4 separate regions of the Homo sapiens genome follow, and regions 2, 3 and 4 are each linked to region 1. The links are chromatin contacts, found by Hi-C or POLR2A ChIA-PET in ENCODE. All regions are on one chromosome and are shown on one strand. The core of a region is the stretch at or near the end of the contact, and the rest is flanking DNA. Distances in the headings are between cores, read along the strand shown.

What was found. A loop is a pair of places that touch in the nucleus more often than their neighbours do. ChIA-PET counts read pairs that join two places held with the same protein, here RNA polymerase II (POLR2A). Pooled maps may share reads with other maps.
Region 2: a map of CD4-positive, alpha-beta T cell shows a loop between it and region 1 (7-fold over the local background). The contact joins the promoter of TANC2 here to the promoter of BCAS3 in region 1. A Hi-C loop is called at or near these places in 2 of 168 maps with a recorded cell type or tissue (CD4-positive, alpha-beta T cell and naive thymus-derived CD4-positive, alpha-beta T cell) and 5 of 50 pooled maps.
Region 3: a map of ascending aorta shows a loop between it and region 1 (23-fold over the local background). The contact joins the promoter of SEPTIN4-AS1 here to the promoter of BCAS3 in region 1. A Hi-C loop is called at or near these places in 6 of 168 maps with a recorded cell type or tissue (B cell, CD4-positive, alpha-beta T cell, ascending aorta and 2 more), 1 of 37 single-sample maps with no recorded cell type and 16 of 50 pooled maps. POLR2A ChIA-PET finds 5 or more read pairs at or near these places in 1 of 52 experiments (CD4-positive, alpha-beta memory T cell).
Region 4: a map with no recorded cell type shows a loop between it and region 1 (29-fold over the local background). The contact joins the promoter of MAP3K3 here to the promoter of BCAS3 in region 1. A Hi-C loop is called at or near these places in 1 of 37 single-sample maps with no recorded cell type and 9 of 50 pooled maps. POLR2A ChIA-PET finds 5 or more read pairs at or near these places in 1 of 52 experiments (endothelial cell of umbilical vein).

The regions. Positions count from the first base shown.
Region 1 is chr17:60,673,300-60,679,248 of GRCh38, reverse strand. BCAS3 (BCAS3 microtubule associated cell migration factor) reads right to left here and starts at 1,398. Exons shown (of 24, transcript NM_017679.5): 1 at 1,335-1,398. RefSeq lists enhancers at 1,357-1,506, 1,677-1,846 and a silencer at 1,265-2,018.
Region 2 is chr17:62,962,114-62,968,931 of GRCh38, reverse strand. TANC2 (tetratricopeptide repeat, ankyrin repeat and coiled-coil containing 2) reads right to left here and starts at 2,697. Exons shown (of 28, transcript NM_001394998.1): 1 at 2,183-2,697. RefSeq lists a silencer at 2,621-2,810.
Region 3 is chr17:58,518,112-58,524,906 of GRCh38, reverse strand. It overlaps SEPTIN4-AS1 (SEPTIN4 antisense RNA 1), which reads right to left and starts at 5,070. Exons shown (of 5, transcript NR_110810.1): 1 at 4,930-5,070. It overlaps SEPTIN4 (septin 4), which reads left to right. Exons shown (of 14, transcript NM_001368771.2): 8 at 2,806-2,940; 9 at 3,054-3,171; 10 at 3,261-3,362; 11 at 3,557-3,653; 12 at 3,747-3,909; 13 at 4,065-4,164; 14 at 4,422-4,651. The coding sequence ends at 4,481. It also overlaps a transcript of MTMR4 not described here. RefSeq lists enhancers at 6,319-6,418, 5,766-6,511.
Region 4 is chr17:63,617,994-63,624,708 of GRCh38, reverse strand. It overlaps MAP3K3 (mitogen-activated protein kinase kinase kinase 3), which reads right to left and starts at 2,292. Exons shown (of 16, transcript NM_002401.5): 1 at 1,946-2,292. The coding sequence starts at 1,949. RefSeq lists silencers at 1,542-1,591, 1,832-1,891, 1,982-2,371, 2,982-3,051.

The DNA of each region.
Region 1 (5,949 bases), core at 149-2,648:
GTTTGGGGGGTTATTATTATTTTTGAGATAGAGTCTCGCTCTGTCGCCCAGGCTGGAGTTCAGTGGCACGATCTCTGCTCATGGCAATCTCCGCCTCCCAGGCTCAAGCAATTCTCCTGCCTCAGCCTCCTGAGTAGCTGGGATTACAGGCGAGCGCCACCATGCCGAGCTAAATTTTATATTTTTTTGTAGCGACGGGGTTTCACCATGTTGCCAAGGCTGGTCTCGAACTCCTGAGCTCAAGCAATCCATCCGCCTTAGCCTCCCAAAGTGCTGGGATTATAGGCTTGAGCCACCGCGCCCATCCTGTTTTGTTTTTTAATAGGACCAGGTCTCAGAACCACAAAACAATGTAAGGAAGACTCCTGCTGTACCCCTTGGTCTGTTGTTAACATAAATTACAAGGGTGAGAGAACCAGATCATGGGATGGGAATTTACTGCAATTTTATGTTGAGATAGTGAAAATACACATGGTACAATATTTCAAGACCAAACGGAACAAGTGACATGATATCACTCTACCTTCCAATTAAACCTGTTGGGAATCTATGAGTAAATCACAATTTAAATCACATTCGTAACCCCCTGCTACTATAACAAATAAGTCAAGTAATTATTTGACTAGTAGCAAGTAGTCAAATAACTAACATAAACTAATACGTTGTTACAGCCCTTTACCCTTTCCCGTCACATCAGTAAATCCTGATCCTAGAATGTTTCATGACCCTCTGAATCACTGAGATTTTAAGAGCATGGAGTCGGCTTGGTTAAGGTTAAAAGAGGACTGACAGCAATATCAAAGATCTCTTACAGGGCTCAGGGAAGCCCACAACCTGGAACTCATCTTGAAGGCACCGAAAACCATTTTTAAGTAGGGAGCATTCACACCTGATGTGAAAACTCTAAACCTGTGCGCCCCACCTCCTACAACCAAAACACCCTCTGCCCCAAGGAGCAGAGCCACCACCTCCTCAGAGGATACCTGCACCTCCAGCCCCTCAGCCCTCTCATTCTCATCCCATTCTTGCTTTCTCGAACCACAGTCTCCCAAGCCCTGCCCTTTAAGGGCCCTGTCTCCTGGGGACGACCCTCGCCAGCCACTCAGGCCCCAGTCTCCTGAAAGACACTCGTACGGCGCTGCCCACTTAACCTCCAACACGGAGCCACCGCTGCCCCCGGCCGCCCTCCGGCCCCTTGCACTGTTCCCCTCCCCCTCCAGTATCGACACCTCTCTCCTGTCGAATTCCTGCCAGCCCGACCCAGTCCCCTCACGCCGCCAGTCCCTCGTCCTCCCCAAGCCTCCCCAAAGCCAAAGCCCTGCCAGCCCTCTCACCGGCCGCCCCGCCGGTTAACGCTAGTCTCCAGCTCTAGGCTCACTGTTTGGAGTCTCCCCGAGTGATTGACGGCAGCCACTTCCTACCACGCCTCAGCGGAACCACCCCCTCTAGCCAATCCCAGAAGCAAACCGGCTATGGCCGGGCACCGCCCTTGGAGGTCAGCTTCGCCAACCAGCAAGTAGGAAAGAGGCGGACCCGCCTTCTGAATGTGTCCAATCCGCTGGGGCTGGAGGGAAAACACAACAGCATGTAAGTTCGGGTGAAGCCGAGGTGTCAGGTTCGGTTGCAAACGCAGGCAGCTGGGGAATAATTACGAACATGTACATTTTTTTTGGAAGACAGAACCTTCGTGGCTTTGAAAAGAAAAGCAACATGATCCAGACTCCTGTCCCGCTCACGTGAGCGTTTCAGGTTGGAGCCGGAGGACAGGGAGACTGGTCTGTTTACATCGAATTCTCGCGACAGCTGGTTCCAAGCTCGGAGCACGTGGACATGGCAGCTGCCAATCACTTTTAGCTGGCCACTCACCCGTCCCACACCCGCCTTCTGCCCAGCCCTTGGCGATGTGTTTACCTTCCGGGAGCCTAGGCTGGCTCGCGCCGGCGATCAGCCGAGGAGGGGTTGATCTGAATAAGGGGCACGGCCGGTAATCTCAACAATTTGAGCTAGGTTTGTAGACCACTTCTTGCTTCAGTTTCCATCTCCCTTATTGTTGAAGATCGAGATCTCGCCATTGTCATTTCATCAGTTCATTTATTAATATAAGTAGAATAATACTGACTGACTTCTTGAACACTCAGCACAGGCCTTCGTATACTTCATATACAATACTCTAATGTATTATCAAATTTAATGCCAATGACAGGTCCGTGAGGGTATAGCTTATTAACAGGCGTGGTGGGCTGGGCGTGGTGGCTCACGCCTGCAATCCCAACATTTTGGGAAGCCTAGGCGGGAAGATCGCTTGAGGCCAGGAGTTCTAGAACAGCCTGGACAACATGAAGAAACCCCGTCTCTACTAAAAATAGCCAGGTGTGGTGGCCAATGCCTGTAATCCTAGCTACTGGGGAGGCTGAGGCGGAAGAATTGCTTGAACCCAGGAGGCGGAGATTGCAGTGAGCCTATAGATCACGCCATTGCCCTCCAGCACTTTAGCCTGGGTGACAGAGAGTCCCTCTCAAGACAGATAGATAGATAGATAGATAGATAGATAGATAGATAGATAGATACATACATACATACATACATACATACATACATACATACATACATAAAATTTTAAAAAATTTTAAAAAAAGAAATGAAAGAAAAGGCCGGGCACGGTGGCTCACACCTGTAATCCCAGCACTTTGGGAGGCTGAGAGGGGCAGATCACTTGAGGTCAGGAGGTCAAGACCAGCCTTGCCAACTTTGTGAAACTCTGTCTCTACTAAAAATACAAAAATCAGCGGGTTTTGATGGTGCACGCCTGTAATCCCAACTACTCAGGAGGCTGAGGCAGGAGAATCGCTTGAATCCGAGATGTGAAGGTTGCAGTGAGCCGAGATCGTGCAACTGCACTCCAGCCTCTGGGCGACAGAGCAAAACTCTCGCTCAAAAAAAAAAAAAGAAGAAGAAGAAGAAGAAGAATATATTTGGAAATATTGAAATAACTTGATAATGTGGGATTGAAATAACTTGATAATGTGGAATTGTAACATTGAAAAGGAGGCCTAGCATGACTAACTCCATTTTGCTCCTAAACTCCCCACTCCCACCCATCGGTGATATCTAAGTTAACTGCTTTTGCTTATCTCTGCACATAGACTAAGCTAACCAAGGGAGGAATTTATAGTTTAACTTTAAAGCAAGGATGATAATAGTCCCTTCCCAAAACTAACCCCCAAGGAGAAAAGGAGGGTGTACACACAAGTAACAATGTTGAGAGTTTGAGAAAGTATTGTGACCTGACCAGTAACAGAGAGGCTTCAGGCCTCGAGGAACCCTTGCTGGCGCCCAGATGTCTACGGTCATCAGTCACCCCTTGATTCAAACCCTCTCTTCTTCCCCCTGCCCTTAACACAAAAAGAGCCTGAAATGTGTACTAACTTAAGATGGTTCTTCAGGCTGGGTGTGATGGCTCACACCTCTCATCCCAGCACTTTGGGAGGCCGAAATAGGTGGATCACCTGAGATCAGGAGTTCAAGACCAGACTGACCAACATGGAGAAACCCCGTCTCTACTAAAAATACAAAAATTAGCTGGACGTGGTGGTGTGCGCCTGTAGTCCCAGCTACTCGGGAGGCTGGGACAGGAGAATCACTTAAACCCGGGAGGTGGAGGTTGCAGTGAGCCAAGATCAAGGCACTGCACTCCAGCCTGGGCGACAGAGCAAGACTCCAACTTTTTTTTTTTTTTGAGATGGAGTCTCACTGTGTCACCAGGCTGGAGTGCAGTGTCTCAATCTTGGCTCACTGCAACGTCCACCTCGCGGGTTAAAGCGATTCTTCTGCCTCGGCATCCTGAGTAGCTGGGATTACAGGCACCCGCCACCACTCCTGGCTAATTCTTTGCATTTTTAGTAGTGACGGGGTTTCACCATTTTGGCCAGGCTGGTCTTGAACTCCTGACTTCATGTTCCACCCGCCCTGGCCTCCCAAAGTGCTGGAATTACAGGCGTGAGCCACCATGCCCAGCCAAAAAGATGGTTCTTTAGTACATTATTCTGCAATTTTCCGGGTTTGCTAGCTCTCAGAAATAAAGTTACTATCCTTGCTCTAACTCCTTGACTCTTCACCCCTTGGCTGTCATGCAGTGAGCAGAACAAGTTAGGACTCGGTTACAGGATGAAGGTGAGAGGTGAAGCCAGCTGGACTTCCTGGGTAGAGTGGGGACTTGGAGAACTTTTCTGTCTTAGGAGAGGATTGTAAAACACACCAGTCAGCACTCTGTAGCTAGGATTGGAAAACGCACCAATCAGCACTCTGTAGCTAGCAAGGGGATTGTAAGGTGCACCAATCAGCACTCTGTAGCTAGCAAGGGGATTGTAAAATGCACCATTCAGTGATCTGTAAAAACGCACCAATCAACGCTCTGTAGCTAGCAAGAGGATTGTAAAATGCACCAATCAGCACTCTGTAAAATGCACCAATCAGTGCTCTGTAAAATGCACCAATCAGTGCTCTGTAAAACGTACCAATCAGCAGGAGTCTAAAAGCCAATCGTGGGGAAGATTGAAGAAAGGGCACTGTGCTAGGACAGAAACGGAACATGGGCGGGGACAATAAGGGAATAAAAGCTGGCCACTCCCCCCAGCAGCGGCAACCTGCTCCAGGCCCCTTCCACTCTGTGGAAAGCTAAAAGCTTTGTTGTTTCCTTCTTTACAATAAATCTTGCTGCTGCTCATTCTTTGGGTCCATGCCACCTTTAAGAGCTATAACACTCAACGAGAAGGTCCTCGGCTTCGTTCTTGAAGTCAGACCACGAATCCACCGGAAGGAACCAACTCCGGACCCAAAGGGAAAGAATCAAGGATGTTCAAATCCAAGAAACCTTAAAGGTGTTAGAGGAAAAAAAAAAAAGATGTTTTCTGTGTTTTGGGCTTGATCAGCTGAGTGGTGCCATTTACAAATAGGATGAACACTAGCTGAGTTTTACATTTCTTGGTAAATTTCTGTGCCTTCATTGTTTCATCCTTTGTAAATTGTAGAAGGAATAATATGGGCGGGGCGCGGTGGCTCAGGCCTGTAATCCCAACACGTTGGGAGGCCGAGGAGGGCGGATCATGAGGTCAGGAGATCGAAACCATCCTAATGGTGAAACTCCATCTCTACTAAAAATACAAAAAATTAGCCAGGCGTGGTGGCTGGCGCTTGTAGTCCCAGCTACTCGGTAGGCTGAGGCAGAGAATGGCGAGAACCTGGGAGGCAGAGCTTGCAGTGAGCCGAGATCGCGCCACTGCACTCCAGCCTGGGCAACAGAGCAAGACTCCGTCTCCAAAAAAAAAAGAATATTATGAGCCTCATAGGCTTTCTTTTTAGCAGGGGCGTCAGAGGGGGGCAGTTTTGCTGTTACCCAGGCTGGTGTGCAGTAGTGCAATCATAGCTCACTGCAACCTCCAACTCCTCGGCTCATGTGATCCTCCCACCTCAGCCTCCTAAGTAGCTGGGTTTACAGGCACACACCAACATGCTGGCTAATTAAAAAATTTTTTTCTGTAGAGACAGGGCCTCCCTATGTTGCCCAGGCTGATCTTGAACTCCGGAGCTCAAGTGATTCTCCCATCTCAGCCTCCCAAAGTGCTGGGATTACAGGTGTGAACCACTGCACCCGACCCCATAGGCTTTTTATGACTAAATAAGTTTTTTTTTCTTTTTTTTTTTTCTTTTGAGACAGAGTCTCACTCTGTCACCTAAGCTGGAGTGCAGTGGCACGATGTGGGCTCACTGCAACCTCCACCTCCCGAGTTAAAGCAGTTCTTTTTGCCTCAGCCTCCTGAGTAGCTGGGACTACAGGTGTGCACCACCATGCCTGGCTAATTTTTGTATTTTTAGTAGAGACGGGGTTTCACCATATTGGCCAGGCTGGTCTGGTTTCACCATATTGGCCAGGCTGGTCTGGAACTCCTCATC
Region 2 (6,818 bases), core at 1,448-3,947, 2.3 Mb before region 1:
AGGGAAGAATGTAGTAGTAATTGTATTGCACCCTCTTCCTGAAAGTACCAAAAACATTCTTAAGCAATCTGAATTCCTAACATCAAATGCTACCTATATTTAAAATAGACACCAAATCTGAGGCCTGATTAACAGTAAGTTTAAAGCCCTTCAACTCTGAAGAAAATAGGTGATTCACAGATCTACATAATACTCTATCAAGAACAATCTGAGAGGACTGGTTCCCCGAGCGCAACTATCAATTTCTTCCCTTACACAAGGGGGCAGTGATAACAAGAAAAGAATCGGGCTCTGTAACACCTCTTCCTACAGACAGTAGGGGGTGGCAGTACATATGGCTTACAGTCAGAACAAAACAGGAAGACCCAACAGAATTCTCTTTATTCTCCTCTGGCCCTTTCCTCTGTTCTTCAGCCCCAACAGCTTCTCAAGGTAAGGGACATATCTACAGAAAAGACTAAAACCCAAAATCAATCACCAAGGAAAATCTATTTTTGTCTTTGAAGCAAATGATCCCTCAATGGCTGAATTTGGATCTAAGGGAAAGCCAATCAGTATGAATTTTCAGATTATCTGGCAAATTACTATAATGAGAACAGCATTCACACATGTAATTTAATTTCTTTACAAGAATTATAACATAAAACATTAAAATCTCATCAATAATTAAGTACATTCTAACGAACACATTTCCATATTTCTGCTTTTGTTATATAGTATATTCACACTCATTGTATGTATACATATAAGTTACATTAAATAGATCATGGAGTTGTCTTTTGTTACTTCTGAAATTCCAGCTATGTTCTGACAATCCTCTCGAAACAGATGTTCTTAAATGGAAGTCACAATGTTTTGCAGCATGTTGGTAATTTCTTATGTATGTATAATATACATGCACATATATCTATATAGAGACATAAATAAATATCTAGATACAGAGGGGAGCAAGAGAGAGGGAGAAAGAGAATGTTTAACGTTTTATTTCGTGCTCACATCCCTAAGAGGATCTACCTGGGAAATGCTGCAAGAAGCACTCCACTGACAGTATCCATGTTGTTGCTTTTTATGCCAATTTACTGTATTCTTTTTTTTTTTTATTTCACCATCCCAACACCAAGAACATACAAGAATATTTTAGTACTGCCGTTCTCTATAATTAACCATTGTGATAGATACTGGCTCCAACCCCTCAAAATGCCTGAAAATCTATCCCTTTTGTTCACCACACTGCTTTGTTTTCCTCATTACAGATATTTTCACCTGTGTAAAAATCAGGAAAAGGGCACATACGAAAAATACTTCCCTTTGCCTAATGATCTTTAACTCATAATTATGGTCAAGACGTTTGGGGTTTTGTTTGTTTCTTTTCCTGGAGAGGAGCAGAGAAGAGAGTGAAAGACACCCGAAACACCAAATCTTCTTCCTAATGTTAATTATCATTGTTTATGTTTTGTGAAGACCATTCTAAACATTCCACACCTGGAAATGAAGACTGGATACAATTGTACCAATGCTCTACACGCTGATGGCAAAACCTGGAATTATTTTAGCCCTATTTTTTCTTTCCAATCTCACAGCCAGACACAATTTGCTTTTTTTCTTTCACGTGGTTACTTTCTCTACCTCAAAAAAAATAGCTTATCATAGCTCCTCCCGATTTCCTATGGCAAAATATCTAGCAATGAGCCTTATTAATCTTTTATTATGCTACACCTCCTTTCCCAGAGGAATTATTAATATCGCTAATAACACTTCGACCATGAATTTCAACGCCACAGAGGCCAGCCCATCCTGTGCCTTACCTGGCACATTTCGCAACTACTTTTATGCTGCATTCTGGGGGCACATTTTGCAACTCGTTCTGCACCACATTCCCTGCCACGTTTAGCAATCCGCCTCGCATCTTATCCTTGGTCCCCGTCATCCAGAGACGCTCTAGGTACCAAATTCCATGACATCTTCGGTGACAGCCAAGTGGCGACCCCACACGCCTCTGAAGCCCGCCTTGGTGTCATATTCGGAGCCAGCCTTCCCCACGCCTTGGACACCGAGGCACTTCGCTGCCCATTTCGCCGTCTCCCCGCTCGCCCCCGCCCCTCTCCCCGGAGCCGAGGCTGTGGAGGCGAACGACCCTGTCACTGAAGCGACCTTTCCTCGCCCTGCTCCCCGGGCCCCTTACCTGCCGCTCTGAGGGGCTCTCTGCACCTCCGGGTCAAGCCCCAGTCCCCGGGGTCTCCTGTGAGGACCGCGCCGCCCGCCGGCGCCGCCCGCGATTCCCGGAGCACCTCGCAGTCCTCCAACGCCCCGCGGCGAGTCTGCACCCCGGAACGGCGCGGCGGGGCCTCGCAGCCGGCGAGCGCAGCCCGCGGCGGTGCTCCTGTCAGCGGCGGCTCGGGGGCCAGCTCTCGCCCCTCGGCTCGGCTCGGCGGCGGCGGGCGCCTCGCTCCGCCTAGCGCGCGGCACAGCCGGGAGGTGAGCGCGAGGGGGATGGGAATGGGGGCGGGGCCGCCCGAAGGAGGCGCGGAGGGCGGTGGCGGCGGGAGGGCAGCGCCAGCGGCCCTAGGCCGGGCGCTCGGAGCGCTCGCAGCTTCCCCCGCCGGGCGGGCGGCTCGCGCGAGGCGGCTGTGCCAGCGGGCCCCGCCGGAGCAGCGCGCCCAGCAACCCGCGCCCCGCCGGCCGCTCGCTAGCGCCGCCGCCGCGCTGGGGGCGTCGCACCCTCTGAGGCCGCCCGCAGCCCCGCCCCCTCCGGGCTGGGGTGGGGAGGGGCGCGAGCGCGGAGGGAGCGCGCGTGCGTGGGGGCGCGTGCGTGGTGGAGCGCGCGCGCCCCCGCCCCTTCCACAGTTTGGGGGTGGGGAACGGCTGGAAGAGGGAGTGGGGACGCAGCCCTCCTCCGCGCGGAGAGACGGGGCCCTGGCTCTGGCGCTCTGGGATGTCCTGGCATTTCTCGTATCCCCGGGGGGCTCGGACTTGTGGGTGGCATTTGGAGGGGCAGCAGGGAGGACGCTCGGTAACTGACAAGGCCCTACATAGTTGGGCTCCGCCCTCAGGGGTGATGTCACTCTCGAGGTGGCTGCTGCTGTCACGTGCGCCCATTTCAGGGCCTGTCCTCCTGCTTTGATGACCGGAATGCTCTCCTAGATCTCCCCCACTTCGGTCACCTCAGGCACATATCACTCTGAGAGTCCTCGAAGCCTACAAGTGTCAGTTATTCTTTCCCGGATTCTCAGTGGTAGTTTGTAGACGACTTCAAAAGGCCACGGTTGGCTGTGGGGAGAATCAGAATGAGAAAGAAAAACAAAACAACAGTGGGGTTTGTGGGGAGACCGAGACTGTTATTTAGAATAATGGCTGAAAATTCACCAACCACAGCTTGCAAACCTGAGGTAAAGTCGTGGCGCTGCTTCTGTCACTGCCAGGTTGACTAAGAAGTAGCGTGGTTTTAAGAGCTGGTCGACAAGGGCGGGAAAGCCACCACATTAATACCTCGTCGAACGATGTTAGGTCATATTTCACCCTCCACCTAGATCTTCTTCCCCTCTACTGTTTCCCTCCTATCATAAAACAGCAAGTCGGCTGTGGGAGGTATTTGGGACATAAACATCATCGCGTGCTGCAAGATGATGCGAAGCAATCACCGTTACCAACTCTGCCCGGCTCGCCTTCCCTTCCATAAACTGAGATGACCTTTCGTGGTCATCCAACTTCTTAATCAGATGACATGATTGGAAATAGATGCGCCAAATTACATCAATCAAGGAAGCTCTGTCTGTGGCGCTTCCAAGGTAGAGAGGTTTGTTTGATAACAGCACTTTAATCTGCCCCATCCTGTAGCACTTCATCCAGGAGTTTCTTCGATTTTCAAAAATTAGTATTAATTTCAGAACAATACAAGAAACTGGATATGAACATGTCCATCCAACAGCTCTTCTTTACAGTGAATGCTTGCAAAGTCAGAGCTAGAGCAGCTTTGAATAATACAGCTAACATGGCAAGGTGAAGGGCTGACATATGGAATCTTTTGGTGTTAACTCCAGAAAGTTAGATTAATCTAATGAAAACCCATCTACCTATGGTATTAGAGGCAAGGTAGTGATTACTTACAGGGGAATTGATTGAGAGGGGACAGGAGAGAGCCTTCTGGTTTGCTGGAAATATTCAATATCTTAATGGTTACCCGGGTGTATACATATGCAAAAAGATCTGTGCACTTCATGTCAGTTTTTTAAAATCACATACACACAAAGAAGCATTACAATGTCATCATCACTGCAGTCGGAAAACCTCAGTTTGAATCTCAGTGTCACCCAACACTTACCTGCTGTGTGACCTTGAACAGGTCTCCGGACCTTCCTTTCTTCATCTGTCTAACGTGGGTGATATTAATACTTACCTCACAGATGGATGTAAAGATGAAACAAAATTTTGGAAAATACTTAGCACAAATCCTGTTACACAATAAGGACTCAGGAAACAGGAGCTATTATGTTATCCTTCTTACACTTGAATTTACCCTATTTAATTCTCCTTCGGTCTTTTTTTTTTTTTTTTTTAAGATTACTTTCTATCTAAGCCTTTCCCTGCGAGTTCCACTGAGGCTAATAACATTCCTTCTCTGAGAAATAACAAAAGGCAGTCAGGGGTGTAATGTTGGTTTTCAAACTAGTTCAGGTGGCAGTCTCTAGAAATTATGGTGCTCAACGTGGAGCATCATGAAATACAGATAGATTTAACTCTGCCATATGGAATTGACACAATTTTACAAGCACTAAATCTGGCAATTTTATGGTTATGCAAATCTCCACATAATCACATAATAAAAAAATGGGGGCTTTTTGTTGTTGTTGTTGTTCTTTTTTTTTGAGATAGAGTCTCGACCTGTCACCCAGGCTGGAGTGCAGTGGTGCCATCTCGGCTCACTGCAACCTCCGCCTCCCGAGTTCAAGCGATTTTTGTGCCTCAGCCTCCTTCCCAAGTAGCTGGGATTACAAGCACACACCACCACCCCTGGCTAATTTTTGTATTTTAGGTACAGATGGGGTTTTGCCATGTTGACCAGGCTGGTCTCGAACTCTTGACCTCATGTGATCCACCCAACTTGGCCTCCAAAAGTGCCAGGATTACAGGCGTGAACCACTGTGTCCAGCCAAAAAATAATGTGTTTTTAAGAAATAATATGTCTGTGTTTTTCTCTTTAAATTTATTTGCAACTTTTTTACAAGGTAGGAAGTACCAAAAAATTAATAATAATTCACAAAATGAAAACCTTTAAACCCATTTTTCCTGGAAATTAGAAAAACACTGTAATTGTTCAATTTTAGCAACAGAGCTCTTTATTGGATTTACCCACAGTAAGATCTGATAGCTGTAACCCACATGGTCCCCTGCGCTGATAAAGTGAGTAACTCTGACTCACTGTCCTCACCATACTTCCAAAGATCAGTCACCACTTCTTTTAGCCAACCTTTCCCAAATCCCATTTTCATGTGGGCAGTGTCCAGGAATGAACTCACTGCTTCGCTCTTTTGATCATCCACCATCCTTCTATTCTGCCAATTCTCTTCCAGGTCGTTCTACTGTCCAGTCTTATAATTTGTTGCCACACTCTAACTTTGAGGAGGAAACAATATGTCCCTGACAGAGTTGTGAGTGGGGTATAGTAGGGACAGAGAGCAACATTGCAGCAAGAAGCCACCTCTGTTCTCAACTCCTCTCCCTGATTCCCTTTTCTGTCACTATTACCTGAAATCCTGAGAATACTAATTTTATTACCTACTAAAAATCCATTCTAGTAAAGATGTTAGTCTATAACTTAAATTTGGAAATGTAACGTATGCCGTGTAATAAGAACCTGCAAATAATTGTTCATAATGTAGCCCATCCTTGCCCTATACCTCCCAACATTTTAGCATCATCTGTATCATTCAAAATGCCCTTTCTTGCCCTTTCAACTCTGCACTATCACCCACCTCTGCATATGGTGTCTTCCCTGGCTACCTCTAAGTCTCTCTTTCTTTCTTTCTTTCTTTCTTTCTTTCTTTCTTTCTTTCTTTCTTTCTTTCTTTCCTTCTCTTCCTTCCTTTCTTTCTTTCCTTCTTTTTTGACACAGGGTCTCACCCTCATCACTCAGGCTGGAGTGCAGTGGCACCATCATGGCTCACTGCAGCCTCTATTTCTCAGACTCAGGTGACCTTTCCACATCAGCCCCCTGAGTAGCTGAGACCAAAGGTGCATGTCACCATGCCCAGCTAATTTTTTATATTGTTATAGAGATGGAGTCTCGCTATGTTGCCCAGGCTGGTCTCGAACTCCTGGGCTCAAGCAATCCGCCTGCCTCAGCCTCCCAAAGTGCTGGGATTACAGGCATGAGCCACTGTGCCCAGCCCTCTATGTCTCTTAAGTAAACCATCAGGTTCACCTTTTTCTACCCTTTTCCCTCAACTCTCTCTCCCTAAATAAAAAGTCATACCACCCACCACTGAGTGATCACCTACTGGCAGCAAATATTTCACCAGCTACTTTATATGCACAACCTCATTTAATTCCCACAACATCCTATCAGATAAGTATTATCTTAATTTTTTGGATGAGGGGGGTTCTGAGAGGTTAAATAACCAGCCCAATTTTACACTGAATGATGCGTAGAGCCAAAAACTGAACCTAGACATAAACTTTATTCTCTATCAGTTACCCTGAGGAGATTGCCATATAAAGTGTAAAGGAGAACAAAGATTACATATTTTTTAAATGTGGGTTGCCAGTTGCTCATGCCTGTAATCCCAGAGTCTCAGAAGACTGAGACAGGAGGATCACTTGAG
Region 3 (6,795 bases), core at 3,821-6,320, 2.2 Mb after region 1:
AAGGATTGGAATAGATGATTTTTAATGTTCCTTCCAATTCTGCCCTATGATTCTATAATGGGGTAGGGACATAAGAAAGAAGAGGCTGAGGCGGAAGTATCACTTGAGGCCAGGAGTTCAAGGCCAGCCTGGGCAACATAGTAAGATCCCATCTCTACAAAAAGTTTTAAAAATTAGCTGGGCATGGTGGCATAGGCCTGTAGTCTCAGCTACTGGGGAGGGTGAGGCAGGAGAATCACTTGAGCTCAGGAGGTTGAGGCTGCAGTGAGCCATGATTGCACTACTGCACTATAGCCTAGAAGACAAAGCGAAACCTTCCAAAAAAAAAAAAAAAAAGATAAGAAAGAAGAGCCTTAAAAACAAACACATGTGAAGTGTGAAAACATGTAGCACAGAGTTGATTACATAGTAGATGCCGAATAAACTGTCACCCTTTTTCCTTTCACTAGCAACATTTTAGGTGCCGCACACAATCTTGTTGAAGGGCTGGGCATGTATGGAGGGAGGGTAAAGGTGAGGAAGAATAGGCAAAAGGGAAAAATGGTGGAACTTTGTTTAAACTCCAGGCACCCTCTAGGCTACCTGCCGAAAGAAAAGCTGGATTTACCACAACCCCCTATCATTCGGGCTTTTTTATTTTTCAGGCACTGGAGGGACCCCCCTCCAGCTAATGGTCAGTAGGTCTGACCGTTACCTCCAGCTTAGGTAATGGTCAGACCTAAGTGAGTAGATGAAGAGGGAAATGGATGAGATTGACAGGAGAAAAGGTGGTAGCTTTGATGAAGAAGTTAGGCAGGCAGTGCTAAGAGCCCTAGACAGAGAGTTCAAATCTTGATTGGCATTTAGTAACTTCATGATCTTGAGCAAATGATCTCCTTCAATCAATTTACCTACTGTCTCTTACCTTCCATAATACTAATAATTTCATTTGCCAGGCACCTCACAGTTTAAAGTGTACCTCCATATATATTCATTTTGTCAGACACTTATTTAATTAAAATATACCAGCCCTTACCACCTCTCCAATTGATTTGAACATCACCCAACATGATGCATGCGCACTGAAAAGTGTAAAGGGCTATTTACAGCATACTCAGGAATTTTAACAATGGTAATTGCAGGACCAGCAACATAATTTGTTGGGCCCAGTGCAAATGAAAATGTAGGGCCCCGTGTTCAAAATTTTTAAGAATTTCAACATGGCAACGGCAGAGCATCAAATCAGCTAGAATGTGAGCACATACTAGATGTCCAGCCTGTGGTGGACATTTTAAGGGATTCAGAACAAGCATGAATGATTCCTATCCCTGAGAGGCTTATAGTCAAGTGGCAACAGGGAAGCAGGGGAGGTGGGGGCAGTTCTCTAACATGTTTCAATCAGATAGCAACTTAAATTAGTAAATGGGTCAGGCAATGTGTAGTGGCAAGTGCACTGAGCTGTAGGGGTTCAGGTGGGTAGAGAATTTACTAGCTAAATGACCTACAGAAAGTCCTTTTCCTTTCCCTCTCCTTCCTCCTTTCTTTTTTTTTTTTTTTTGAGACTGGTTCTCACTCTGTTGCCCAGGCTAGAGTGCAGTGGCCTGATCAACCACCTCCCGGGGCTCCCCGGGCTCAGGTTATCTTCCCACCTCAACCTCCCAAGTAGCTGGTACTACAGGTGTATGCCACCACACCAAGCTAACTTTTTTGTATTTTTTGTAGAGATGGGGGTCTCGCTATGTTGCCCAGTCTGGTCTTGAACTCCTGGGCTCAAGTGATCAGCCTACCTTGGCCTCCTAAAGTGCTAGGATTACAGGCGTGAACTACCACACCTGGCCTGGAGCAAATCTGTTAGCTGCTCTGGATTTAGTTTCTTCATGTATGAAATGAGAGTGATGATGATCATAATGCATAATGTCCACCTGTCAGGGCAGTGAGGATTAAACAAGATAATAGAAGAGCAAAGGATATGAAAATTGAGGTTCTTGGGGAAATTTATTTATTTATTTGTTTTGCTTTGTAGTGAAGAGAAGGGGAGAGCAGTGTGTATTGGTATAGTCAAAGGAGACTTCGTGGAAGAGATGGTTCTTAGGGCCTTGAAGGATGGAGTGGGTTTGGAGAGGTAGAGGAAAGGGTAGAAACACATGAGCAAAGAGGCTCTGAGGTTACACTGGAAACCTGACTTAGGGTTTCCCTGGCTTCCAGTTGGTATTTGCCTGCAGCCACCTTGCTATTCTTTTTTTCTTCTTCTTCTTCTTTTTTTTTTTTTTTTTGTGACAGTCTGGCTCCATCACCCAGGCTGGAGTGGTATGATCTTGGCTCACTGCAACCTCTGCCTCCTGGGTTCAAGTGATTCTCCTGCCTCGGACTCCTGAGTAGCTGGGACTACTCAGGTGCACACCACCACGCCCAGCTAATTTTTGTATTTTTAGTGGAGACAGGGTTTCACCATGTTGGTCAGGGTGGTCTCAAACTCCTGACCTTAAGTGATCCACCCGCCTCGGCCTCCCAAAGTGTTGGGATTACAGGGGTAAGCCACCGTGCCCAGCCTATTCTTACTGCTTTGTTTGATCACCTGGGCCCTTTCCCTCTCATCAAGCTAGTATTTATTAAACTTGCCTGAGTACTCAGTCTAATTTTGTATCAGGACATGTGAGATACACCCCACCCCATTCAGGAATTTCTCTAAAGATTTAGTAAAGCAAGCCAGGGAATAACAGTGTCTTAAAAACACTGCTCAGGGAGTGGGCTACTTCTCTGTAGTCCCAGAGCTCACTAGGTGGCTCCCACTCTCACAGTTTCTCTGCTTGTCTGTCCCTGCCCCAGCTGGAAGCCTGTGGCAGAATACATTGATCAGCAGTTTGAGCAGTATTTCCGAGACGAGAGTGGCCTGAACCGAAAGAACATCCAAGACAACAGGGTGCACTGCTGCCTGTACTTCATCTCACCCTTCGGCCATGGGTATGGTCCAAGCCTGAGGCTCCTGGCACCACCGGGTGCTGTCAAGGGAACAGGCCAAGAGCACCAGGGGCAGGGCTGCCACTAGCAGGTGGTCACAGGTTCCTGTTCCCCAGGCTCCGGCCATTGGATGTTGAATTCATGAAGGCCCTGCATCAGCGGGTCAACATCGTGCCTATCCTGGCTAAGGCAGACACACTGACACCTCCCGAAGTGGACCACAAGAAACGCAAAGTGAGGGAAGCTGGTGGTGGGAGGGGATCAGGTGGGCTTCTAGAAAGGATGTGGTCCCCAGAACTGTGGGCCCCTCATCTGTTTGTCAGATCCGGGAGGAGATTGAGCATTTTGGAATCAAGATCTATCAATTCCCAGACTGTGACTCTGATGAGGATGAGGACTTCAAATTGCAGGACCAAGCCCTAAAGGTGGGGCCACTCTAGGGCATCCCATTCCTATCTTATTTCTTCCGGGTAGAAAAAGGGAGTAGAATTCTATATTCAGGCTATCAGGGTGGGAAAGGACCCTGGCTTCCTAGAATGAAGCAGAGAAGATGACGATACAGGTGGAAAGAAAGAGGTGAGAACAGAGGGTGCTGACAGGCACCCCTAACCTCTTCCAGGAAAGCATCCCATTTGCAGTAATTGGCAGCAACACTGTAGTAGAGGCCAGAGGGCGGCGAGTTCGGGGTCGACTCTACCCCTGGGGCATCGTGGAAGGTAAAGCACTGAGCCTGTGACCAGGGTATCTCCTTGCCCTCAGTGGCTCTCCCCTACCTATGCCTCTGGCTGACCCCTAGCCTTGCTATGCAGTGGAAAACCCAGGGCACTGCGACTTTGTGAAGCTGAGGACAATGCTGGTACGTACCCACATGCAGGACCTGAAGGATGTGACACGGGAGACACATTATGAGAACTACCGGGCACAGTGCATCCAGAGCATGACCCGCCTGGTGGTGAAGGAACGGAATCGCAAGTATGACCAGAAGCCAGGACAAAGCTGGCAGGGGGAGATCCCAAGCCTAGCCTTGGGTGAGACCAAGCCCTACTTTTGTTCTTCTATAGGCCCTGGGCTCAATCTAAGCGGGTGCTGGGGTCCTCCTCGCCTTATCAACCCTTTTCTCCCTTTAGCAAACTGACTCGGGAAAGTGGTACCGACTTCCCCATCCCTGCTGTCCCACCAGGGACAGATCCAGAAACTGAGAAGCTTATCCGAGAGAAAGATGAGGAGGTGAGAGCAGTATGGGGTATAGGGGAGGTCTCCTGTTTGATCACCAACGTTGGTATCTCTTTGTTTGGTAATAGAAAGATCCCTGGCTCTGGTGCATATTTGGGTCCTGGATAGGTCAATAGGTGGTTCTGTCCAGAGTCTCCATCACACCTCACGGCTACCAAGGTTCTGGCTTAAGGGATTAGAAATTTGGGGCACTTTCCCAATACTAAAGGACTCTCCAAAAGTCCCCATTTTGATGCCTGTGCCTATTCCAGCTGCGGCGGATGCAGGAGATGCTACACAAAATACAAAAACAGATGAAGGAGAACTATTAACTGGCTTTCAGCCCTGGATATTTAAATCTCCTCCTCTTCTTCCTGTCCATGCCGGCCCCTCCCAGCACCAGCTCTGCTCAGGCCCCTTCAGCTACTGCCACTTCGCCTTACATCCCTGCTGACTGCCCAGAGACTCAGAGGAAATAAAGTTTAATAAATCTGTAGGTGGCTTCTGGTGTCCCTGTGTGTATTTTTATGACCTGGAGATCAAGATCCTGGGACCCAGTTTTGAAAGGCTAATGGTAGAAGATGTTGGTTTCTGGCTTTTAGTAGGGAAGGGAGAGTGGGGAAAACTTTCCACTTCCTTTCCCCTTCTAAGTCCCTGCTTAGAATCCAGCCTGGCTTCTCCATCTTGACGATCATATCTATCATGCCTCTGTTATCTGGGGTCTGGGTCTCTCTCCATCTTTCACACATACAGTACCTTTGGTAATAAAAAGATTCCTACCTGTGGTGCATATTTGGGTCCTGGATAGGTCAACAGGTGGTTCTGTCCAGAGTCTCCCATCACACCTCAGGGCTACCAAGGTCCTGGCTTAAGGGATTAGAAATTTGGGGCACTTCTCCTGGCTAAGGAGAAAGTGAAACCCTGTCTCTACTAAAAATACAAAATAGCCGGGCGTGGTGGCGGGCGCCTGTAGTCCCAGCTACTCGGGAGGCTGAGGCAGGAGAATGGCTGAACCCGGGAGGCGGAGCTTGAAGTGAGCTGAGATGGCGCCACTGCACTCCAGCCTGGGTGACAGGGCGAGACTCCGTCTCAAAAAAAAAAAAGAAAAATAAAAAGAAAAAGAAATTTGGGGCACTTCCCCAATATTAAAGGACTGTCCAAAAGTCCCCCCTGCCCTTTTTTTTTTTGAGGCGGAGTCTCGCTCTGTCGCCCAGGCTGGAGTGCAACGGCGCTATCTCGGCTCACTGCAAGCTCCGTAGCTGGGACTACAAGACTCCGTAGCTGGGACTACAGGCGCCCGCCACCACGCCCGACTAATTTTTTGTATTTTTAGTAGAGACGGGGTTTCACCGTGTTAGCCAGGATGACCTCGATCTCCTGACCTTGAGATCCGCCCGCCTCGGCCCCCCAAGGTGCTGGGATTACAGGCATGAGCCACCGCGCCCGGCCCAAAAGGCCCCATTTTGATGCCTGTGCGTATTCCAGCTGCGGCGGACGCAGTTTTGTATTTGATACCTGCCCTTGGGAAAACACAAGGTATTAACTGCGTGCAACCTCCTGACTTTCTGTTTCCCCTGATCTGGGAAAAGGGATAGGCAGGTTAAGCTCTACACTGTAGAAAGCCTGTGATAGAGCTTTGAACAAATGCTGCAGCCATTGTAATCACCAAACACTATAGTAAGTGCTGGGAATGAATAAAAACACAATCACCGTCCTACAGGAGTTCAGTATTTAATTAAAAAATTTACAGCATCTGCTAGATTGCAGGCTGTTCTAGACCCTGGAGTTCAAGTAGTGCAAAGTTCCTGTCTTCCTGGAACTTACCAACAGTACTGGAGTTTCAACGTTCTATAAACAAAGATGGGTGAGGACATTAGCCCCGGGCTAATTAAAGCGCTCAGGCCCGCTCCAGACCTGAGAATATCAGCTGAATCTGAATCAACTGTTCTCCATTTCTGTCGGTTGGTGGTATCGCGGGGCCACGGCGACCTCCAGCGGCCACCCTCCGTCTTGTGGTCTGTTCTGGGTCCCCGGGAAGGAAAGGGAGGGGCGATAAGCCGGGTCCTTGGGAGCGTCCTGGTCTCCCTTCGCTTTACAGACTAGGAGGCCGCAGCTAGCTGGCAGTCTCAGATCCAGGTTTCCCATCTCTGGGATGAGAGGAGAGTTCTTCACTCAGGACTGCCAGCGCAATGCAGGTCGTGAAGAACTGCAGGGTCGTTTATCGATACAAAGTGAGTGTTGGAGGAACCCATCAAGACACAGGAAGGGGGAAATCCTAGCGCCGCCAGTCGGAGATGACCAAGACTGAACCTCAGGCCCAGCCCTCCCTTCTCTCTTAGCCTGCAGGTTTTTCTCCTATTCTGGCGTTGGGACCGGATGACAGCTGCGAAACCAAAACGGGAATGGATAAACTGAGGTGCCACTGGGGACCTGTTTCAGAAGTACCTCCTGGGCGGGGCCATCACCGGAAGTGGCTTTAGGCATGTAACCTACAATGCCCGCCTCTAATTGCGCTACCAGTAGGCGACGAGCCGCCTCCACTTCCGGTCCCCAGAGCAGTGGCCAGCAGCCCCCTCTTTACTGCTCTCCTATTGGCTGCCGCAAGGACGCGCTGTGATTTCCCATTGGTCGCGTCTCCCCTCCGGC
Region 4 (6,715 bases), core at 1,043-3,542, 2.9 Mb before region 1:
GCCACCAGGGAAGTTAATTCCTCTTGCATGTTCCTTTTACATGTGTCTTCACGTAAAACTGACAGGAGGACAACTGATGTGGGGACAAATGAGAAGATCCTGAGGTCCTGGCCCTTTTTTCTTTGGGGCTCTAGACCCAGCCTATATAGTTTCCTTCCTCCCCATCATTGGTCTCCATATACTCACACACTTATAAACTTTTTGAAAATGTCTTGAAATGTGAAAACAGGTTCATATCTATTTTCATGTTAGATAATGAGATGTAGTCAACACATGTGGGCACTCTAACTGGTGTAGCAGTCAACAAAGTAGGAAGTGGATGGTCTACATACCCTTAAGTATTTCACACTCTCCTTTGGGACTAACAGCTGCCCCCACAGGACAAGAAAAAAGACTTGTAAGAAAGACTATCACAATACAGGCTCATAAATCAATTCGAAGATTTATTCAAAATCTATAATACAAGATAAATGTTTGAATCCTGGGGTAGACAAGAATTCTGTGTCTCATCTATAAAAAAATTCAATAAACATTTCTTCAATTATATATTTAAATACCAGGCCTTACTGGGTTCCTTTTATGTCCACTCTCACAGCAGACCTTCCCTCAGAAGAGCACGCACTTCTGAAGGAAAGCATGAGAAGGAAACAGTAAGCCCAGCAAATGAACAAACCCTTCTCATACTGTATGAGGGACAGCATGAACTAGAACAAGGCAATTCATTCAAAGCCAGGGTGTAGAGATGGGTCACAAAACAATATCTGGCGAATTTGACATAGCGTACAGTTAACCTCCTACAAAAAGGACTTGACCTTGCTATAGGGCAAGGCAAACATTAAGGCTCCCTCTTCACATGGGGCACTTCACAGAAGCAACGGAACGTTTTGCAAACGATCCTCTCACTGAAGTTTACCCTTTTATTATTATTTAGGGCAATACCAAATATTTTGCAAAACTTGTGACAACAGTATCACAACACCTGTCTGGGCAGGAGAAGTAAAGAACGTTTAAAATGTTATTTCTTAGTCTAGTCCAGTAGTCATTTGCTAAACTACCAAAAAGGATATGGAATATAATTCAACTCAAATGCTACGTGCGGAAGACATTAAAAGCTTTCCTTAGATTACATCTTCACAGTAGAAATTGTAAATACTGACAAAAAGGAAGTGATTTCAGAGAAATTCTTTTGTGTAGCAAATGTTTCTTTCAAAAGTTACATAATTTCAGGGATACCGCAAGAAAAAAATAATGGATTAAACCCCTGCAACGGGATTTTTCAAAAAGTAGGATGTGAATTCTAACTGGCAGCATCCGACCAACTCCTGACCCCCAGCAATCTGCGTGCAGCACGCATTTGTCAACCGCGCGCTTGATCACAGCTCCAGTTTAATCGCCTCCTAGCCGAGCCCCGCACGCCCTCCCCCCTGCGCTGGGGCGCGCACAGGGCTGGAGAGCAAGCCCCGGGAACTCTCACAGGCCGGCCTGTGTGAGCAAAGGGAAGGAAATGACACAGGCAGGAAAAAAAAGCAAATCAAGGAAAAGACACAACAGCAGCTGGGCCTGCGGCAGCCTCCAGCCCGGGCCCCACACTGCGCTCTTGCTCCCCCGCCCTCGGGCTCGCGGTCCGGCTCGTTCGGACCAGGCTGCCCCGCGGAGCACGGGCCCTCGGTCCCGCCGCCGCTTCCCCGGGATGCGCCCGCCGCGCCGCCCAGAAGGAGGGCTGCCGAGCGGGCTCTGCCGGCCGGGCCGCCCCGCGGAGCCAGAACCCCCGCCCGGGCCGCGGCGCGCGAGCGGGGCGGGCGGCCGGCCGGCCGGCGGTCCGCAGCCCCGGGCCGGGCGGGCTGTCCATGCCTGTCAGGCGGTGGCCCAGGGTCCTCCTCCCTCAGCCTGGGGCGGGGCGTCGCGAAGCAGCGCGGGCACAGGCCGGGGCGGTGGCGACACTTACCCATGGTGGCGATGGCGGCGGCGGTGGCTAAGGTCCGTGAGTGTCACCTCCGCAGCCGGGGCTGCATGCCGGGGGCCCGGGCGGCGGGGACGGCAGCGGGCCTGGCTCCGCGCGGGGGGCGCGGGCTGCGCTCTGGGCCCCCGCCGCCTCCCCAGGCTCCGGCTCCGGCTCCGCCCGCGGCCGGGCGCTGTGGCATCGGCAGGGTGGCCCGCTACATCCCGGGCGCTCCTGGGCTCGGCCCAGCCCGGCCTCGGCGGCGCCGCTCGGCCCGCCCGCCCGCCAGTCCCTCAGACCCGCAGTCTCTCCGTCCGGCCACCGTTCTCCACCTCAGGAACGCTCCGAAAAACAAACCGCTGGTCGCGCAGCTCGCCCCCCTGTCTGTCACTCACGCCGGCCCCCACCAATCCCAGGCAGCCGCTGGGCCGTCGCACCACCCCCACCCACCTCACCAGCCAATAACAAGAAGGAAGTCGGCAGCCCCCGCCGTCCCCCTCCAACTCTCTCCCAACACCCTAACTCTCAGCGGCCAGCTAATCATCAGCACCACACGATGAACCAATCCCGCCTACTCTCACAGGATGCCAATGGGCGAAGCCAAGGCGGTTTCCGAGGGCTGTCTAGCGCCTGCCAATCATCGGGACAGCGCCCGGCTCCCTGCGCTGTTAGCCAATCACGTAGAGGCCTCTAAGCCCCCGCCTCTGCGCATCCCTCTCTGGTGCTGTCTCCCTCTCTTGGGAGAGATTGGGAGGTGTTGGTTGTTCCAATCACAGCTCCGGCGTGAGGCTCCGCCCACATTCCCACCTCCCGTCAGTCACCGAAGGCTCGGCGGGCGCGCGGGCTGGCGCAGTTCCCCGCCGGCTACTTTAGGGCTGGGGTGAGGAGTAGGCGGCTGCAGGGGGCCCTCAGGCCTTCCGCCCTCCGGGTTCTCGGAGGCCCCAGCGATCTGGGTGGTTCCAGAGGGTGGCGTCCTGCTCCTCCCCGTGCCCAGCACAGGGCGTGTAACGAGTGGGGAGGGTCTGGCCTGAGCACTTCCCGGCGCGCGGCCACCTCTGCGGCCCCATCCCCCGACTGGTCCTCCGGTCCCGACGCTGCTCTTGCCCCGGGCAGGGGCGGCCGGCCCAGCCCAGCTTTCCCTGTCTCACACCTCCAGGGCCACACCCTCTGGTCTAGGTACCTCAGACACCCGAGGCTGGGATAGTGCTGGCATGTGGGTCCCTGGAAATCTGAGTTCCGCCAGAGGTTCTTTCAGAAAATAACTTTTTTCTTATAAAAGCAACACGAGCTTTTTGTAGGAAAATTGAAAAATGCAGAAAACTATGAAAAAGAAAAGATCCCACCCCAGAGATAATCTATTTCCTACCTAGATAGGCGTTTGACAAAAATGGCTTTGTATTGTTTTGTAGTATGCTTACATTTTATTCTGTTTTCCCGTGCCACCAAATATCCTTCCAAAACAATTGTACTGATTGCATGATGTTTCAAAATTAAAGGCACCATAATTAATTTCCCCAACCTTTTCATTGTTCAACATTTTATACACTCAGATCTTCAGATTCCAAGTCCACCACAATTAATGTGGGCTCCTTTCTCCGGCCTCTGTTCCAGTGTAATATGTCAGGCTCCAGAATAATCTTCCTCAGATGTCATTGTCCACTGTCCACTAAGAACATTTAGTGGTGGCTTTGCCTTGAGTGTCAAATCCCTTAAGAATTACCTTGGGCTCTCCCCTATTTCTTTTCTTTTTCTTTTTTATTTTTCGAGATGGAGTCTCACACTGTCGTCCAGGCTGGAGTGCAGTGGCGCGATCTCGGCTCACTGCAACCTCCGTCTCCCGTGTTCAAGCAATTCTCCTGCTTCAGCCTCTCAAGTAGCTGGGATTAACAGGCGTGCGCCACCACGCCCGGCTAATTTTTGAATTTTTAGTAGAGACGGGGTTTCGCCATGTTGTCCAGGCTGGTCTCGAACTCCAGACCTCAGGTGATCCGCCAGCCTCGGCCTCCCAAAGTGCTGGGATTACAGGCGTGAGCCACTGCAAGCAGCCTCCCTTATTTCTTTACACTCATCTCCGTATATTTAATCAGCCCCCTTGTCCTGTTTTCTTTTTCTTCCAACAAGCTTAAGCCTGCCATATTCCCACTTGATTTGGTCTCTACCCAGTTTACTGGAGTTCCTTAACTATAATAATCTCTATTCTTGAAAGCGGGGATAAAGGGGAAAGAAAATTAGTATTTATCAATATAACAGGCACGTCATTGCATTTAATTTTTCCAATAACTCTAAGGTTATTATGCTAATACTGTGGGCATTTAAATGATGAAAGTGAAGCTTAGAGAGGTTAAGCACTGTGTCCAAGTAGTGGAGCCAGGATTCATACCAAGCCTGTGTGACTCCCAAAGGCCATGTTCTTGCACTAGGCCAGTGTTTCTCAACCTTTTTTTCATTATCCACCCCTGCCAGGAAAAAATTTTAATTTAAATTACTTAATTAAATTTAAATTCTCCCTAAGAAGAGAAATTAAATACTAAGGAATAAGATTTTGTCAGGTAGAGTAGAGCCTTTGTAAAAAAAATTTTCTGTAGAGTTGGGGGTGTCCCACCATTTTGCCCAAACTGGTCTCAAACTCCTGGGCTCAAGCAATCCTCCCACCTCAACTTCCCAAATTGCTGGAATTACAGGTGTGAGCTGCCATGCTCCTTTCTGTTTTCCCAATTGCTAAAGCACAGATGCTGCTCGACTTACCATGGGGCCATGTCCAGATAAACCATCAGATGAACAATCGTTAAGTAGAAAATGCATTTAATACACCTGACCTACTGAACATCATAGCTTAGCCAAGCCTATCTTAAGCGTGCTCGAACACTTAAGTTAGCCTACAGTTGGACAAAATTATCTAACACAAAGCCTATTTTATAAGAAAGTTTTGAATAGCTCATGTAATTTACCAAATACTGTACTGAAAATGAAAAACAGAATGGTTGTACTCAAAGCACAGTTTCTACTGAATTGTGTGTTGCTTTTGAACCATCATAACGCCAAAAATCATAAGCTGAGGCCGGGGCACAGTGGCTCACACCTGTAATCCCAGCACTTTGGGAGGCTGAGGCGGGTGGATCACTTGAGGTCAGGAGTTCGAGACCAGCCTGACCAACATGGTAAAACCCTATCTCTACTAAAAATAAAAAATTAGCTGGGCGTGGTAGCGCACACCTGTAATCCCAGCTACTTGGGAGGCTGAGGCAGGACAATTGCTTGAATCCGGGAGACAGAGGTTGCAGTGAGCCAAGATCATGCCATTGCACTCCAGCCTGGGCAACAAAAGCAAAACTCCATCTCAAAAAAAAAAAAAAAAAAAAAAGGTATAAGCCGAACCATAGTAAGTCAGAGACCCTCTGTACAAACCTAGGAGTGTTCCTTGATTATTCTCTCTCCCTGACACCCATATATCCAAACATGCAGCAAATCTTTTCAGCTCCCACTTCAAAATGTATCTGAATCAGGTCGGACGCAGTGGCTCACACCTGTAATCCCAGCGCTTTGGGAGGCCAGGGCAGGTGGATCACCTGAGGTCAGGAGTTCGAAACCAGCTTGGCCAATATGGTGAAACCCCATCTCTATTAAAAATATAAAAATTAGCCAGGTGTGGTGGCCTGTAATCCTAGCTACTTGGAGGCTGAGGCAGGAGAATCGCTTGAACCTAGAAGGCGGAGGTTGCAGTGAGCCGAGATTGTGCCACTGCACTCCAGCCTGAGCAATAGAGTGAAACCCTGTCTCCAAAAAAAATACAATAAAAATACACACACACACACACACACACACACACACACACACACACCTGAATCCAACCACTTCTCATCCCACCCCCCTTATCCAAGCCACCACCTACTCTCCTGAATGACTGCCCCAGACTCCTATCTGGCCTCCATTGTTTCCTCTGTGGCAGCCCAACAAATGATTCCCCAATAGCAACCAGAGTGATCCCTGTAAAATGTAATTCAGATCACGCCACCCTACCCCCTGCCCACTGTCAGCCCTCCAATGGCTTCCCTCCCATCACACTCAGAATAAAACCCCAATTCTTTGTCATGACCTGCCAAGCCCAATAGGAGCTGGCCCCTCCATCCTGTCCCTCCATCACTGTCCTCTAGCTACTCTGGCCTTCTTTCCATTCTTTGAAACTACCAAGCCAAGATGTTCTCATTTCTGCAGTTTATTCAAGTCTCTGCTCAAACGTCTGCTTTTAAGTCATTTCTTATCACCCCATCCAAAATGACCCCTCCCTTCCATCATTCTGTATTTGTATATTTTTTCCTTGTTTTTTTTTCTCAGTGGCTAAAATTATATATTTATTTGTTTGCTCTACTCCAACTACCACAAACATAAGGTATGCAGGAGCAGGAATTTTGTCCTGCTTACTGCTCTATCACCAGCACTTAGAATAGTGCCTCACACATGGAGAACCGCAGTACATCTACCTGAGTCTTTAGCTGAAAACAACCTTCTGATTTACCTTCTACCTTTCTTACAACTGCCTTCTTTGTGGCTTCATTTGCACTGTCGGTGTCTCAACCAGCCATCTCAAACATTCCCATACTGCAGTTACCATATGCGCTGAGGATTCCAGAATCTCAACTGTGTCTCTAGCTCAGGGATGTCTTTCTTCTGAACTCCACAGACATGGGTGTCCCACAGGAACCTCCAATTTTGGGTCCAAACTGAAACCATTTTCCCCCATAGTTCTGTATTTTCTCTGTCCCTCTCCAGTTTCCCAAG